Linked DNA regions of Homo sapiens: region 1 is linked to region 2. Evidence: chromatin loops called from intact Hi-C (ENCODE). Cell type or tissue: chondrocyte. All regions are shown on one strand.

What was found. A loop is a pair of places that touch in the nucleus more often than their neighbours do. Peaks named below come from ENCODE experiments on the same cell type or tissue, not always from the same donor. Only the 100,000 strongest peaks of a DNase experiment are listed, where the experiment ranks them.
Region 1: a loop joins it to region 2, with 4 times the contacts of the local background. A loop is called at or near these places in 3 of 110 quality-filtered maps.

What each region holds. Positions count from the first base shown.
Region 1 is chr6:151,330,201-151,338,200 of GRCh38, forward strand. All of the region lies in intron 3 of AKAP12 (A-kinase anchoring protein 12), which reads left to right. Among named protein-coding and RNA genes, the nearest start is that of ZBTB2, 57 kb to the right of the region's middle. In chondrocyte, CTCF peaks have their summits at 4,829 (motif pointing left) and 5,062; no DNase peak of the experiment used is centred here.
Region 2 is chr6:151,472,977-151,480,976 of GRCh38, forward strand. It overlaps LOC124901434 (a long non-coding RNA gene), which reads left to right and starts at 1,051. Exons shown (of 2, transcript XR_007059815.1): 1 at 1,051-1,543; 2 at 4,347-6,146. In chondrocyte, CTCF peaks have their summits at 3,131 (motif pointing left) and 3,354; no DNase peak of the experiment used is centred here.

The sequences.
Region 1 (8,000 bases), 140 kb before region 2:
GTAGTCCCAGTCACTTGGGAAGCTGAGGTAGGAGAATCACTTGCACCACTGAATTCCAGCCTGAGCAACAGAGCAAGACCCTGTCCCTACCCCACCCCCCAAAAAACACACCAGGTCCAATGATGATGTCACCTATATGCTCCAGTATGGGATCCTTGCTTTTATGAATTTGCATATATCTCCGCTTGGAGGTTTTCTGGTTAATGAGCTTTAGAACAAGGGAGATTGGGTGTGTAGCCTATAAGGGATGGACTTAGAATGCAGAGAATTCCTGGAAAAATTCCAGGACAATGCTACGAATCTTGGGGGAAAGATAACTAGTTCCAGATGTTACTGTAAGCCGTCCTGATGTGCCTGGGGATGGGGAGCACTGGTGATTCTCAGCCTGAAAAATGAACATGTCGTTTCTGCAGTATCGTACTTCTTTTTCTCAACCAAAAATGATGGTGCTGGTGTCACTGAAACCTGATAGCTAAGTTTTGGATAAAAACATTAATATTTTGTAGTATATAATCAACATATTCCTTTAAAGTTTTTTTTTCTTTTAAGCCTCTAAAAGAAAACAATTTATAATTTATCTCTTAATCGCTAAGTATTTGGAAAAGTGAGAAAAAAAAGATGATGCTCCAGGTTTTGAACACACGGGCTGTCTCTACATTATATGGAGCTTGCGGATGGGGAACACATAGCCAGCAGGGACCACTGTAGCTTAGCCCTTCTTGGGATCATGGAGCGTTTGCAGCTTTGGGGACGGGGAGATTATGGAGATTTTCGAAAGGAAAATGTGTATTTGCACATACACGTTATAGACCTGGAGACTGATTTTATAAATCGGGATTCACAGAACATTTATCTGGAGATAAACCCAGGTTAATAGCAGGTAACAACACCTCAGTGTGAAACACTTCAGTAATTCTTGGCCCAAGTGAGGTTTTTGTACATGAAATGATTTCAAGTTTTGATTTCTTACTACATCACTAAAGATGTAACTTTTCATATATTTTCACATTTATTTGACTCCGTTAATATTCCATAGGACTTTTTTTTTTAACCTTGAAGGGGCTTGTTATGACAAAGCTGTTTAAAATATTAAAAAGCACCTAGTTTGTTATTATTGAATAAGTGTTATAATTTTTTTTATAATGTTGTAATTGAGAATAGTTTATACTCTTAAAAATAGGGTGAGAGGTGTTCAGTCCAGGAAGTATCTCCTCTATTTCACTTTCCACACTTATTATTAAGGATAACTTTCATTTATCTTAGAAAAACATAAAGCAAAAGCCTACCCAAGGTCTCGCTTGGCAGTGATAACTTCAAGTTATTTTTCCTTCCGGAATGTTGTAGCATGAAGTAGCTTCATCCATATCCAGCCTTTATTTTTACTGCATCTTTTTAAAAGTTTTGGCCGGGTGCGGTGGCTCACGCCTGTAATCCCAGCACTTTGGGAGGCCGAGGTGGGTAGATCACGAGGTAAGGAGATCGAGACCATCCTGGCTAACATGGTGAAACCCCATCTCTACTAAAAATACAAAAAATTAGCCGGGCGTGGTGGCAGGCACCTGTAGTCCCAGCTACTCGGGAGGCTGAGGCAGGAGAATGGCATGAACCTGGGAGGTGGAGCTGGCAGTAAGCCAAGATTGCACCAACGCACTCCAGCCTGGACGACAGAGCGAGACTCCGTCTCAAAAAAAAAAAAAAAAAGTTTTGTTTTGGAGTACTAGTAGCACGATCATAGCTCACTGCAGCCTGGAACTCCTGGGCTCAACGATCCTCCTGTCTCAGCCTCCCAAGTAGCTGGGACCCTACTGAGTAGCACGTCCAGTTCTGGGTCTGTTTTTTTTTTTTTTTTTTTTTGAGACAGTCTCGCTCTGTTGCCAGGCTGCTGGAGTGCAGTGGCATGATCTCAGCTCACTGCAGCCTCCGCCTCCCAGGTTCAAATGATTCTCCTGCCTCAGCCTCCTGAGTAGCTGGGATTACAGGCGCCCGCCACCACATCTGGCTAAATTTTTGTATTTTTAGTAGAGATGGGGTTTCACCGTGTTAGCCAGGATGGTCTCGATCTCCTGACCTCGTGATCCGCCCGCCTCGGCCTCCCAAAGTGCTGGGATTACAGACGTGAGCCACCGCGCCCGGCCCAGCCCTGCATCTTATATGCACTATATCCATGCAGAGATCCCTCCTTCTTGGGTATATTCAGAAAATTAAGTGAATGAAAGCTTTCTCTACATCTTCTTTAAAATTATCATATCTTTTCCAAGTAATGTTTTCAGCATATTGACCCTGTCTCACACAAGCATGTGATTAGGTGTCTCCACCCAGAAGAAGGGTATAGAAATATTTGGTTTCTGTAGTAATATTCTCTTGAGAAACAAGGCATGGATGATGTTGTTTCACTAATGGTTGATGTCGAAAGCCCTGTCAATACAAGACTGTATCACACATGGGTATGTGGCCTGTTGGAAGGATTAGTCTTTTTCCTGCGCTTTGAAGTGTCTACAGGGTGGGAAAAGACCAGTGACTAGCAGGACAGTACGAAGACGGAGGTGCCTGTGAATTCGGGCTCCAGAGGCTTCTACGGGGGACACACCGACCACTCCCTTTAACATTTTGGCCATCTTTGTGACCTAGTGGGATGCTGGAATTGTTTCTGGCCGAACCTCAGCACCAGTGAGTACGTGAGCACCACGACTGGGCTTTCTGGGCATGGGAGAGACTTGGGCGGATAGCAGCGTGTTTAAAAATGGCGGGGTCATTCAATCACACATGAGTTAAAAAACTATACATTGTGTGGAAAAGACCACTCCAAAATCAGAGGAGGTTTTAGGGGCACCAAAAAGTACATCCACATATCAGTGATCCCAAATCAAAGATGGAGCTTTTTGGTTTTCCTCTTTGTAGCCAGTCGGACAAATCTAAGGCAGATGAAAATTCCATAGGAGTTTTGAATTAAAAGAAGCGCCCTAACGGAAAGCTGTGATGAAGGGTGGTTGTGAATGGATTCCACTGTGCCAGGCCTGCACGGGTTAGCACTGGCTGCCTGTCCTGGAAGCCCCCTCCATTATTTTTAGAGGCCTCTTATCAATCACTCCCTTCACTCCCAGCAGTGGGAGTGGGTTGAGCCTCTGGTCTGAGCCTCTCCTGCCTGCCGCCCCCACATCTTTTAGGCTATTTTATAATGCATTTAACAGCCTCCCGCTGTGTTCACTAAGCTACAGTCTTTAACTCATTCACAACCAGCATGCAGGGAGCATGTAAAAATACTTTCTCAGGCCGGGCGCAGTGGCTCACGCCTGTAATCCCAGCACTTTGGGAGGCCGACATGAGCGGATCACCTGAGGTCAGGAGTTTGAGACCAATCTGGCCAACATGGCGAAACTCTGTTTCTACTAAAAATTAGCTGGGCATGGTGGCGGGCGCCTGTGGTCCCAGCTACTCGGGAGGCTGAGGCAGGAAAATTGCTTGAACCCGGGAGGTGGAGGCTGCAGTCGAGATCGCACCACTGCACTCTAGCCTGGGCAACAGAGCAAGACTGTGACTTCAAAAAAAAAAAAAAAAATGAAAGGTTTCTGCTCACCACAAACTAGAAGGGAATGATGGTGGTCTTGTTTGGGACTCTTTACCTGCAGCAAGAACCTGGGAAATGTGGGGGTGATTTTGGTGTGTCATGTACAGTTGGGCTGGGGAAAGCGAAAAAAGTGAAGAAGAGGAGGTGAGGAGGGGGAGGTCAGCACAGGAAGAAGGGTCCTGGCCACCTTTGACCCATACTTGGGGTAAAGGACCTGCATCTGGCCAGGCTCTGTGGCTTATGTCTGTAATCCCAGCACTTTGGGAGGCTGAGGTGGGAGGATCACTTGAAGCCAGGAGTTCAAGACCAGCCTGGGCAACATAGCCAGTTCCTCCATCTCTACAAAAACAAACACAAAACAAAAACAGAAAAGGGATCTGCATCTTTACATGGTGCAAATAAAGAAAACTAGAAGATAGGGAGTTAACTTGAGACATACTATTATGTGCTCCTTTTCTCCCCTTGAAATGTTGATGCAGGAAGTCAGGGTGGTAAAAAATAGGCACAATGTCACATTCAGCTTCACAAGATTTGAAAGTGCATCTCAGCTGGGAGCGGTGGCTCACGCCTGTAATCCCAACACTTTCAGAGGCCGAGGCAGGTGGATCACCTGAGGTCAGGAGTTCGAGACCAGCCTGGCCAACATGGCTAAACCCCATCTCTACTAAAGATAGAAATATTTAGCGGGGCGTGGTGGTGAGTGCCTGTAGTCCCAGCTACTCAGGAGGCTGAGGCAGGAGAATCGCTGGAACCCTGGAGGCAGAGGCTGCAGAGAGCTGACATCATGCCACTGTACTCCAGCCTGGGCGACAGAGCAAGACTCCGTCTCAAAAAAATAAAAAAGAGTGCATCTCAACTTTTTTTTTTTTTCTTTGAGACGGAGTCTTGCTCTGTCGCCCAGGCTGGAGTGCAGTGGCGCGATCTCGGCTCACGGCAAGCTCCGCCTCCCGGGTTCACGCCATTCTCCTGCCTCAGCCTCCCGAGTAGCTGGGACTACAGGCGCCCGCCACCATGTTCGGCTGATTTTTTGTATTTTTTTAGTAGAGACGGGGTTTCTCCGTGGTAGCCAGGATGGTCTTGATCTCCTGACCTCGTGATCTGCCCGCCTCGGCCTCCTAGAGTGCTGGGATTACAGGCGTGAACCGCCGCGCCCGGCCTTCAACATTTTGTATTGGCGATTTTCAGTGACTTCTGGTCCTGAAAATCAAGAGCTTTCTGGTTCAGCAGAGCTGAAAGCTGTTCAATACTGCCCTCTTCTGTCCAAAACTCATTCAGGCATTTGGACAATGATTTTATACTCGGGAATGTTTTTGACAAAGCGTGATGGTGAAAATTGGACATTATCTAACCATGGGGACAGAAAAACAAATTGTGCAGCCATTAGGTCTTAGTTTTGAAGACTTTATTCAGAAAACAACACAAATAGTGATTATCTGGATGTTGTACTTATGAAAAATTTTCCCTATTCTCTGTATTTTAAAGTCTTCTACAATTTATACTGATTATGTTTGGAATTGGCAAAAAGTAAAATAAGTCGTTCTATTCTGAAGAAAACAAGCAAAAATATTAAAGTTTTTGTTATTTTTATAGAAAGCCAACTGATACTTCATCCTCATAACCAGCCTTAGTGTCCTCACCTATAATGTAAGTGACTTATGTTATAGGTGAGGACACTAAGAACAGAGATTTTCATTTTATTTTTATTTTTACTGTTGTTTGTTTGTTTGTTTTTGAGATGGAGACTCACTCTGTCACCTGTGCAGTGGCACGATCTCCACTCATTGCCACCTCCACCTCGAAAGTTCAAGCAATCCTCCTGCCTCAGCCTCTCAAGTAGCTGGGATTATAAGATGCACCACCACGCCCAGCTAACTTTTGTATTTTTAGTAGAGACGGGGTTTGACTGTGTTGCCCAAAGCTGGTCTCAGACTCCTGACCCCAAAGCGATCCTCCTGCCTCGGCCTCCCAAAGTGCTGGGATTACAGCCCCGTGAGCCACTGCACCTGGCCTTATTTTTCGTTTAGATTCAGGGGATACATATATAGGTTTGTTACCTGGATATATTGCATAATGGTGAGGTTTGGGCTCTAGTGTACCCGTCACCGGAGTGGTGAACATTGTACTCAATACTATTTTTCAACTCTCACTTCCCTTCCACCCTCCCTCCCTTTTAGAGTACCCAGTGTCTATTATTTCCATCTTTATGTCCCTGTGTACTCATTGGTTAGCTACCATTTATGAGAATATGCAGCATTTTACTTTCTGTTTCTGAGTTATTTTACTTAGGATAATGGCCTCCAGATCCTTCCATGTTGCTGCAAAGGACATGATTTCCTTCTTTTTCATGGCTGCATAGTATTCCATGGTGTATATGGACCACATTTTCTTTATCCAGTCAAACTTTGATGGACACTTGGGTTGGTTCCATGACTTTGCTAGTGTGAATAGTGCTGCAAGAAACATACAAGTGCAGGCATCTTTTTGATAAACTGATTTTATCTCTCTTGGGTAGATGCCAAATAATGGGATTGCTGTGTGGAATGGTAGTTCTGTTTTTTGTTCCTTGAGAAATCTCCATATTGTTTTCTATAGCTCTCTTACTAATTTACATTCCCACTGGCAATGTATAAATATTCCCTTTTCTCCACATCTGTGCGAACATCTGTTGTTTTTTGACTTTTTAATAATAGCTATTTTGGCTAGGCACAGTGGCTCACATCTATAATCCCAGCACTTTGGGAGGCTGAGGCAGGTGGATCACCTGAAGTCAGCAGTTCAAGACCAACATGGCCAACATGGTGAAACCCCGTCTCTACTAAAAATATAAAAATTAGCCAGGCGCGGTGGCATGTGGCTGTAATCCTAGCTACTCGGGAGGCTGAGACAGAATTGCTTGAACCCAGGAGGTGGAGGTTGCAGTGGAACTGAGATCACACCACTGCACTCCAGCCTGGGCGACAGAGCGAGACTCTGTCTCAAAATAAATAAATAATAAATAGCCATTCTGACTGGTGCAAGATTGTGGTTTTAATTTGCATTTCTCTGATAATTAGTGATGCTGAGAATGTTTTTGTATGTTTCTTTGCCGTTTGTATGTCTTCTTTTGAGAAATGTCTAAGAACAGAGATTTTGCCCAAGGACCCGGTGCTAGTAAGTGGTACAGCTAAAATTTAAACACCAGTCTGTCCCCAGAACTTCTGCTCTTTAATTTTCTTCCCCTCTGCCTGAATTTTTTTTCTCTCTTTGGTGGGGGAAAGTTAAGTCGTTTTCTTGTTGTTTAATACGTAGATAAAATTTATATTATGGTATGTAATGTGAAGCAAATATCGGATAGCCTCCTCTAAAATCAGGTTGGGTAAATCATCACTCTATATTTTGTTGTTTTCTATAATTTTTAGTAGTTACCTGCAATTCCGAGTGCATTCTTCCAAGTGATTTTTTAAAAAAAATAACTTCAGGCCAGGTCCGGTGGCTCACACCTGTAATCCCAGCACTTTGAGAGGCCAAGGTGGGTAGATCACCTGAGGTCAGGAGTTCGAGACCAGTCTCTACAGTTTAGTAGAGATGTGGAAACCCCGTCTCTACTAAAAATACAAAAAATTAGCCGGGCGTCGCGGCGGGCGCCTGTAATCCCAGCTACTTGGGAGGCTAGGACAGAAGAATCGCTTGAACCCAGGAGGCGGAGGTTGCAGTGAGCCGAGATCGCGCCATTGCACTCCAGGCTGGGCAATAAGAGTTTCCGTCTCGAAAAAAAAAAAAAAAGAAAGAAAGAAAGATAACTGTAAACATACAGAAAGTTGGAAAACTAAAATGAATACAGAGAACACCCATACCCTTTACTCAGATTCACCTATCCCAAATAGTGGGATATTGTCAACATTTTCCCTCGCTTGCTATATTTACTTTCTTTTTGTTGGGAAAACAAAACAAACATCAGTCCACGGGTTTCTGTTATAAGTCATGTAGGTATGAGATATATTAATAAATTCACTGGAGAAGGCTGGGCACAGTGGCTCACACCTGTAATCCCAGCACTTTGGGAGACTGAGGCGGATTGCTTTGAGCTCAGGAGTTCAAGGCCAGCCATGGCAAAATCCCTGTGTCTACTAAAAATACAAAAACTAGCCAGGAGTTGGTGGCTCACACCTGTAGTCCCAGCTACTCGGGAGGCTGAGGCTGGAGAATCGCTTGAGCCCTGGAAGCGGAGGCTGCAGTGAGCCAAGATGACGCCATGGTACTCCTGCTTGGGCGATAGAGGGACACCTTGTCTCAAAAAATTAGGGAAGCATTTGAAAGTAAGTTATATACATCATGGTCCTTTACTCCTAAATATTTCAGTGTGTATTCTCCAAGAATAGGGATATTCCCTTTCATAACCACAGTACAGTTATTGACAGTTATCAATATCATACATTTACGTTATTACAGAACTTTT
Region 2 (8,000 bases):
AAAATTAGCTGGGCGCGGTGGCGCATGCCTATAGTCCCAGCTACTCAGGAGGCTGAGGCAAGAGAATCGCTGGAACCTGGGAGGCCGAGGCTGCAGTGAGCCAAGATCATGCCACTGCACTCCAGCCTGGGCGATAAGAGCGAGACTCCGTTTCAACAACAACAACTATATGTATAAATAATATATATATATATTTTCTGGATACAGGTCTCTTATTGGACATATGACTTATAAATATTTTCTCCAATTCTGTGTGTTGTCTTATCAATTTCTTGATGGTATCAGTTTGCAGCACAAACGTTTTAAATTTGGATAAATACTTTTATTGCAAAACATTGGTGTTGGAGCTGCTTAAACTCCTCTTAAGGGTCTCTAAAGTGAGGGACTGCCAACCTTCTCTCAACCCCCGTCAACACTCCCCCCATCCTGCTTCCAACACTCTTGTTTCCACCTGAGCAAATGTGGCCTACACATGTTTAGTATGGGTGTAGACGAGCACAGTGAGAAAGCTGAGGTTCTGCAATGGGGTGTGAATGGGTTTTCCACTGAAGAGCTGAGTAGCCTTCCCAAAATAGCATCTTTAATTGTTTCTTAACTGCTACCACACCTACATATGAAGTAAGTGTAGCTTATAAATTTCATGCAATACATTTTTATCAAGACGTAGATCCAGTATTGTAGGTATATTAGGATGAAAATGTAGATGAAGGGCAGGTAAATAATTATGCAGAGAATGGTGTTTTTATTTAACAGCAAGTGGACAAGATTTGTTGGCATGATCCAGCTTTTCTTTTCTTTTCCTTTTTTTTTTTTTTTTGAGAAGGAGTCTTGCTCTGTCACCTAGGCTGGAGTGCAGTGGCATAATCTCGGCTCACTGCAACCTCTGCCTCTGGGTTCAAGTGATTCTCCTGCTTCAGCCTCCCCAAATAGCTGGGACTACAGGTGCACGCCACCACGCTCCGCTAATTTTTTTTTTGTATTTTTAGTAGAAACAGGGTTTCACCACGTTGGCCAGGCTGGTCTAGAACTCCTGATCTCAGGTGATCTGCCCACCTTGGCCTCCCAAAGTGCTGGGATTACAGCCGTGAGCCACCGCGCCCAGCCATGGTCCAACTTTTCGTACTAATTTGAGGCAGTGTTTGTGTTTGATAAAATGCAGTAATGTTTTTGAACCTTTATAAAGCCAAAATCCGAGTTGCTTATTCTCAAGGTCATGTTTCTATAAAAGAAAACGCACCAGCCACAAAAAGCAACACAGTTTAAACCTTTATTTGCATTTTAAGAAAACCCCAGAGTGTATTGAAAATGTAGTTCAAAGTTGCTGTTAAAATTTCCTCTCCCAATCATTTTTCTAACACAGCCCTCTGCCCAAACTCCCACTAAGCCTTATTCCAGAACATCTGCCACAAAATGTCTTTTTTCCTCTTTTTGTCTCTACCCTCTTTTTTTTTTTGCTAGATTGAGAGTGGAGAAGACTTTGAACACTTCTATGCATTCATGTCATTACCTAGATAAAGTGCTCATGCCATGTCTGACACTCCTGGTAAGTATTAAGTGATATCTTGAAATTGCAGCAAATGAATACAGCAGAGGAAAAGAAAACTCAGAAAAACAACAACAGTGGTAACACCATCTCCAAATACCCCTGTTAAGATTTGATGTATATATTGCTAAGTTCTTCTTTATGTATAGACATACTTTTTTTTTTTACATTTCTAAGATAAAAAAGCAGAATCATATCATTAAAACTTTTTTTTTTTTTTTTTTTTGAGACGAGGTCTCGCTCTCTCGCTCAGGCACTCACAGCAGCCTCGACCTCCTAGGCTCAAGTGATCTTCCCACCTCAGCCTTCCAAGTAGCTGAGACTACAAGTGTGCACCACAATGCCTGGCTAATTTAAAATTTTTTTTGTAGAGATGAGGTCTCACTTCGTTGCCCAGGCTGGTCTCAAACTACTGGGCTCAAACGAGACTACTGCCTCAACCTCCCAAAGTGCTGGGATTACAGGCATGTGCCTATATCCAGCCTTTTTTTTTTTTTTTTTTTTTAATTCTTAAGTATTTTTCGAACTTCTAAGTTTTGTTTGGTTGGTTGGTTTTGTTCTTGTTGTCGTTTTACTTTTTGTGGGGTTTTTGTTTGTTTAGTTTACTAATTGGTTCCTGTTAGATGGATAGGAGGTTTTTTTGTTTTGTTTTGTTTTGTTTTGAGACGGAGTTTCCCTCTTGTCCCCCAGGCTGGAGTGCAATGGCACAATCTCGGTTCATTGCAACCTCTGCCTCCCAGGTTCAAGCGATTCTCCTGCCTCAGCCTCCCGAGTAGCTGGGATTACAGGTGCCTGCCACTATGCCCGGCTAATTTTTGTATTTTAGTAGAGACAGGGTTTCGCCATGTTGGCCAGGCTGGTCTCGAACTCCTGACCTCAGGTAATCTACCCTCCTCGGCCTCCCAAAGTGCTGGGATTACAGGCGTGAGCCACTGTGCCCCGCCAGGAGATTTTTTTTTTTTCTGCATAGCAATATGACCCTGGTACTAAATAATGGCGTGAGACTCATAAATACTTGATTTCTAATTCTTGATTGTCTTAGTCCATTGGTGCCACTATAACAAAATACCTGAGACTAGGTAGTTTAAAAACGACAGAAATTTATTTCTCATAGTTCTGGAGGCTGGGAGTCCAAGATCAAGGTGCCAGCAGGTTTGTGGACTGGTGAGGTCCTGGTCTCAGCTTCCAAGATGGTGCCTTCTTGCTGCATCTTCTGGAGGAGGGGAGGAACACAGTGTCCTCACGTGGAGAAGGCGGACGGGCAAGGGAGCTGAATGCCGCGTGACGAGTCTGAAACCCATCTGTGAAGGAGGATCCCTCCTGACCTAATCACCTCTTAAAGGCCCCGCCTATTAATATCACCCTATTGGCCACCAGTTTCAACACATGAATTTTGGAGGGGATAGATTCAAATCATAGCACCAGTCTACTGTGAACTATGTGACCTGAGTCACATTCTTACCATTTTGCTGGAAAAAGAAACGTTAATTCCGGTCAATTTAAACTACATTGAATCCCAAACTCAAATTACCCGAGGGAAACTGGAAACTTGCTGAAAGGTATTAACATTCTGGCACCCCCTAGTGGCCACCTGAATATTCTGTAAAACCCGATTTTTTTTCCCATTTTGCTTTTCTTTGGTGTGGCACGTTTTTCGTTTTCAGTTTATTTACTATTACTTCACCCCATTTTTAAACCTTTTAGAAAATAAAAGGGAACATCAGTTCATACAGAAGACACTTCTAACTTGTCGATTCCCACTAATCTTACATTTCTTGGGGCAGCCACCACCTGTATCTTCTGTGTATTTGTCCTACACACAATTGAACACAGTAGTTGCTCAATGAATGACTGATTGATAGGTAATGCAGTCCAGTGTTTGAAATATTTCTTGTTTTGTTTTGCTTTGTTTTTTGAGATGGAGTCTAGCTTTGTCACCCAGGCTGGAGTGCAATGGTGTGATTTAGGCTCATTGCAACCTCTGCCTCCCGGGTTCAAGCGATTCTCCTGCCTCAGCCCCCCGAGTAGCTGGGATTACAGGCATGCGCCACCACACTTGGCTAATTTTTTTTTTTTTTTTGTATTTTTAGTAGAGACGGGGTTTCACCATGTTGGTGAGGCTGGTCTCGAACCCCTGAACTCAAGTGATCCACCCACCTCGGCCTCCCAAAGTGCTGGGATTACAGGCATGAGCCATCATGCCTGGCCTTGAAATATTTCTTTAAAACTCTGTGCTGATGCTATTTAAATTGAACTCTGAAGGATAAAGTGGATCTGTTGGAAAGCCTGACATATATAAGGAGATCAATAGTACTTGTTGAATGAACAAAGGAATATATATTTTATATAATTGAGGGTTTTCTTTTTTCTTTTTTCCTTTTTTTTTTTTTTTTTTTTTTGAGATGGAGTTTCACTCTTGTTGCCCAGGCTGGAGTGCAGTGGCGCAGTCTTGGCACACTGCAACCTCCACCTCCTGGGTTCAAACGATTCTCCTGCCTCAGCCTCCTGAGTAGCTGGGATTACAGGCATGCGCCACTGTGCCCAGCTAATTGTGTATTTTTAGTAGAGATGGGGTTTCACCATGTTGGTCAGGCTGTTCTTGAACGCCTAACCTCAGGTGATCCACCCGCCTCAGCCTCCCAAAGTGCTGGAGTTACAGGCGTGAGCCACCGCGCCCGGCCCGAGAGTTTTTGATAAGTGTATGCTTCTTTAAAGACTGCTTTGTTCCTTCAATATTATAATCAATTTTCCATTTGTTAAAAATTCTTCAAAAATGTATTTATTTATTTATTTTTTTTTTGAGACAGGTCCTGGCTCTGTTGCCCAGGCTGGAGTGCAGTAGCACGATCATGGCTCTCTGCAACTACCACCTCCCAGGCTCAAGAGATCCTCCCACCTCAGCCTCCCGAGTAGCTGGGACTACAGACACCTGCCACTACACCTGGCTAATTTTTGTATTTTTGGCAAATACGGCGTCTTCCTATGTTGCCCAGACTTGTCTCTAACTCCTGGGCTCAAGCGATCCTCCTGCCTTAGCCTCCCAAAGTGCTAGGATTACAGGCATGAGCCACCGTGCCCAGGCCAAGAATGTGATTTTTAAATGGCTACATTCATCATATGACTAGATCATAGTTTATTTTGCTATATAGATTATTCAAAAATTTTGGTATTAGAAAAAAAACTGAAACGAACATCTTCGGACAACTAAAGTCTTCAGATACTGCTAATTATTAAGAGCCACCCGGTTACTCTAGTCCACCTAGAATAGTGTTTGCATTAGACTCATAGCCCCAAGTTGTCAATATCAAGTAACTGTTTATCATGGGGAGGGAAACTGCTTTTTCCTCTCGTTTTTATTTATTTATTTATTTATTTTGAGACAAAGTCTCGTTCTGTCGCTCCGGCTGGGGTGCAGCGGCGCGATCTCGGCTCACTGCAACTTCTGCCTCCTGGTTCAAGCAATTCTCCTGCCTGAGCCTCTCGAGTAGCTGGGATTACAGGTGCTGGCCACCATGCCCGGCTAATTTTGTATTTTTAGTTGAGACAGGGTTTTACCGTGCTGGCCAGGCTGGTCTCAAGCTCCTGGCTTCAGGTGGATCCACTTGCCTCGGCCTACCAAAGTGCTGGATTACAGGTGTGAGCCACCACACCTGGCCACAGATTTTTGTTTTTAATGTTTTGTTAACTATTTCTATGTAAAATTTCCCTTTGCGTTGTTTATTTAAGGCATTTACACACTTTATTTGGAGGAGTCCATGGCACAAAAACAGTTATGAACATGTGCTCTGTTTTTTTTTTTCCTTTTCCCCCAATTCTCTTTCCTTTTCACAAAGTTGATGAAAGGCATGACTGATTTTATTTATTTATTTATTTATTTATTTATGAGACGGAGTCTTGCTTTGTCACCCAGGCTGGAGTGCAGTGGCGCGATCTCGGCTCACTGCAACCTCCGCCTCCTGGGTTCAAGCGATTATTCTGCCTCAGCCCCCTGAGTAGCTGGGGCTACAGGCAAGCGCCACCACATCTGGCTAATTTTTGTATTTTTAGTAGAGACGGGGTTTCACCATGTTGGTCAGGCTTGTCTTGAACTTCTGACCTCGTGATCCACCTGCCTCGGCCTCCCAAAGTGTTGGGATTACAGGAGTGAGCCACTGCGCCCATCCCATTTATTTAATTTTTTGAATCAAAGAGGAGATGCATTATAGTGTACTTTTTTCTTTCCATCTCAAATTTCACTTAATGCGAAGCCTTTCTTGTCCAGCTCCATGCCGTCAAAAGATCTTTAAAAGAAACAGAAGATTTCACATGTGTACAAGGATTGAGTCATCCTTAACCTATTATTAAGAGGATTTTTACAATTGAAAAGGACGTTTCGGGCCACCAAGCAGCTGGAAGCCAGTGAGTAAGATTTTGGAGGGAAATGGTTTTTGTGAACAGGTGGAAATGATTTGACCAGGACGCACTGGCTCACTCTTCTAACCAAATGGATGATAGAAAATTTGTGTTTTGCTCTCAACTTGAAATCCAAAATTCTACTTGTATAAATCAATCTAATTCCTGCCTTATCTTTGATAACATTACTGATAAACTGTTTAAAACTAAATGAGGTCCAACTTCACATGAATCTGTAAAAGTATGCATTAATTTTCCATTTTTATTTTTTATTTTTTCTCATCATTTCTCAAATGGAATGTGATTTGAACCACTGAAATCCAAATAATTGTGGTCTTGGAGAAGACTCATCAGCCACTTCCATTATTGAGATGAATTCAAAGAGTCAATAACTTGGGCAAGCGTCCTTCCAGTCCCAGCTCTGTTACTAAATAAGTATGTAATTTGAAGATAGGTCACAAAATCTAGCTAGCTTTTCATTCATTTTGCTACTTAATGTTCTTATATATAAGCAGAAAACTCACTTTTAGCTCTGTGTGTGATTTTAGGATCTAATTGCTTGTGCTTTTTGCCATGCACCAAGCAATCCTATTTGACCTTGCACAAAAGTTGGCACTTTATCTTTGTAGAAAATTCTACTTCCTTCTTCCTACTTAGCTTATGTCATTTTTTTTCTTCATGGAAAACTCTACTTTTTCTCTCTGCTAATCTGTTGAACTCATTGAAGTATTGGCTAAGTCCCATCTTGACTTCCATCCATAAAGTGATGACTCCCACCTCCACATTGGGCAGGTTGGTGGTATCTCTCTCTCTCCTTTTTTTTTTCCCCAAGATGGAGTCTCGCTTTGTCGCCCAGGCTGGAGTGCAGTGGCACAATCTCCACTCACTGCAACGTCTGCCTCCCAGGTCCAAGAGATTCTCCTGCCTCAGCCTCCTGAGTAGCTGGGATTACAGGCGCGCGCCACCACGCCCAGCTAATTTTTGTATTTTTAGTAAAGACAGGGTTTCACCATGTTGGTCAGGCTGGTCTTGAACTCCTGATCTTGTGATCTGCCCGTCTTGGCCTCCCAAAGTGCTGGGATTACAGGCGTGAGCCACTGCGCCCGGCCAGTTGGTGGTATCTCTTATACAACAACACACTTTTGCAAGTTTACTGCTTTTATGGGAAGTTTAAAATGGTTTCTATAAGACAAATCGTGAAGATATAATTAAATGTATTAGTAAGGAAGAACCAAAGGCTAGAACTTATTTTCAGGTAAAAGAATCCATTGGCCGGGCATGGTGGCTCACGCCTGTAATCCCAGCACTTTGGAAGGCTAAGGCGAATGGATCACGAGGTCAGGAGTTTGAGACCAGACTGGCCAACATGATGAAAGCCCGTCTCTACTAAAAATACAAAAATTAGCCAGGTGTGGTGGTGTGCGCCTGGAATCCCAGCTACTGGGGAGGCTGAGGCAGGAGAATCACTTGAACCTGGGAGGCAGAGGTTGCAGTGAGCTGAGATTGCGCCATTGCACTCCAGCCTGGGCGACAGAGTGAGACTCTGTCTCAAAAAAAAAATAAAATAATAATCCATTGAAAAAATTTCACATTGTAGACTGTTGACACTATATATAGAAATTCTTCATGGAATGGAGGAGTATTTTGTAGCATTGAGGGGTCTGGCCTAGCAGCAGGACTCCAAGGGTAGAAATTGAAGCGAACATTGTTGAATGACTATACAAAAGTCTTTTTCTTTGTCTTTTGCTGGCGCAGACACCATCTTGTCTGGGGATCCTTCCCCGTGTTGATACCACCCCCGCTTCCCAATGATTGCTTTACGGGTGGGATGCAGTTCTAGCCAAGGTGAGGCAAGGTCACTGGATGCTTCTGGGAAACATCATCTTGCTCTTACAAAACAGCTTATGAAGAGACATCCCCCTTCTTCCTTTGGAGGTTTTCGTGTCTGGATGCAATGCTCTATTTACTGCATTTTACACATGAAATAACACGACTCAGAATAAGACACTTGCCAGTGGTAACAAATGGCAGAACCTGTATTTGAACAAGGTCAAGGGGTCCCAGC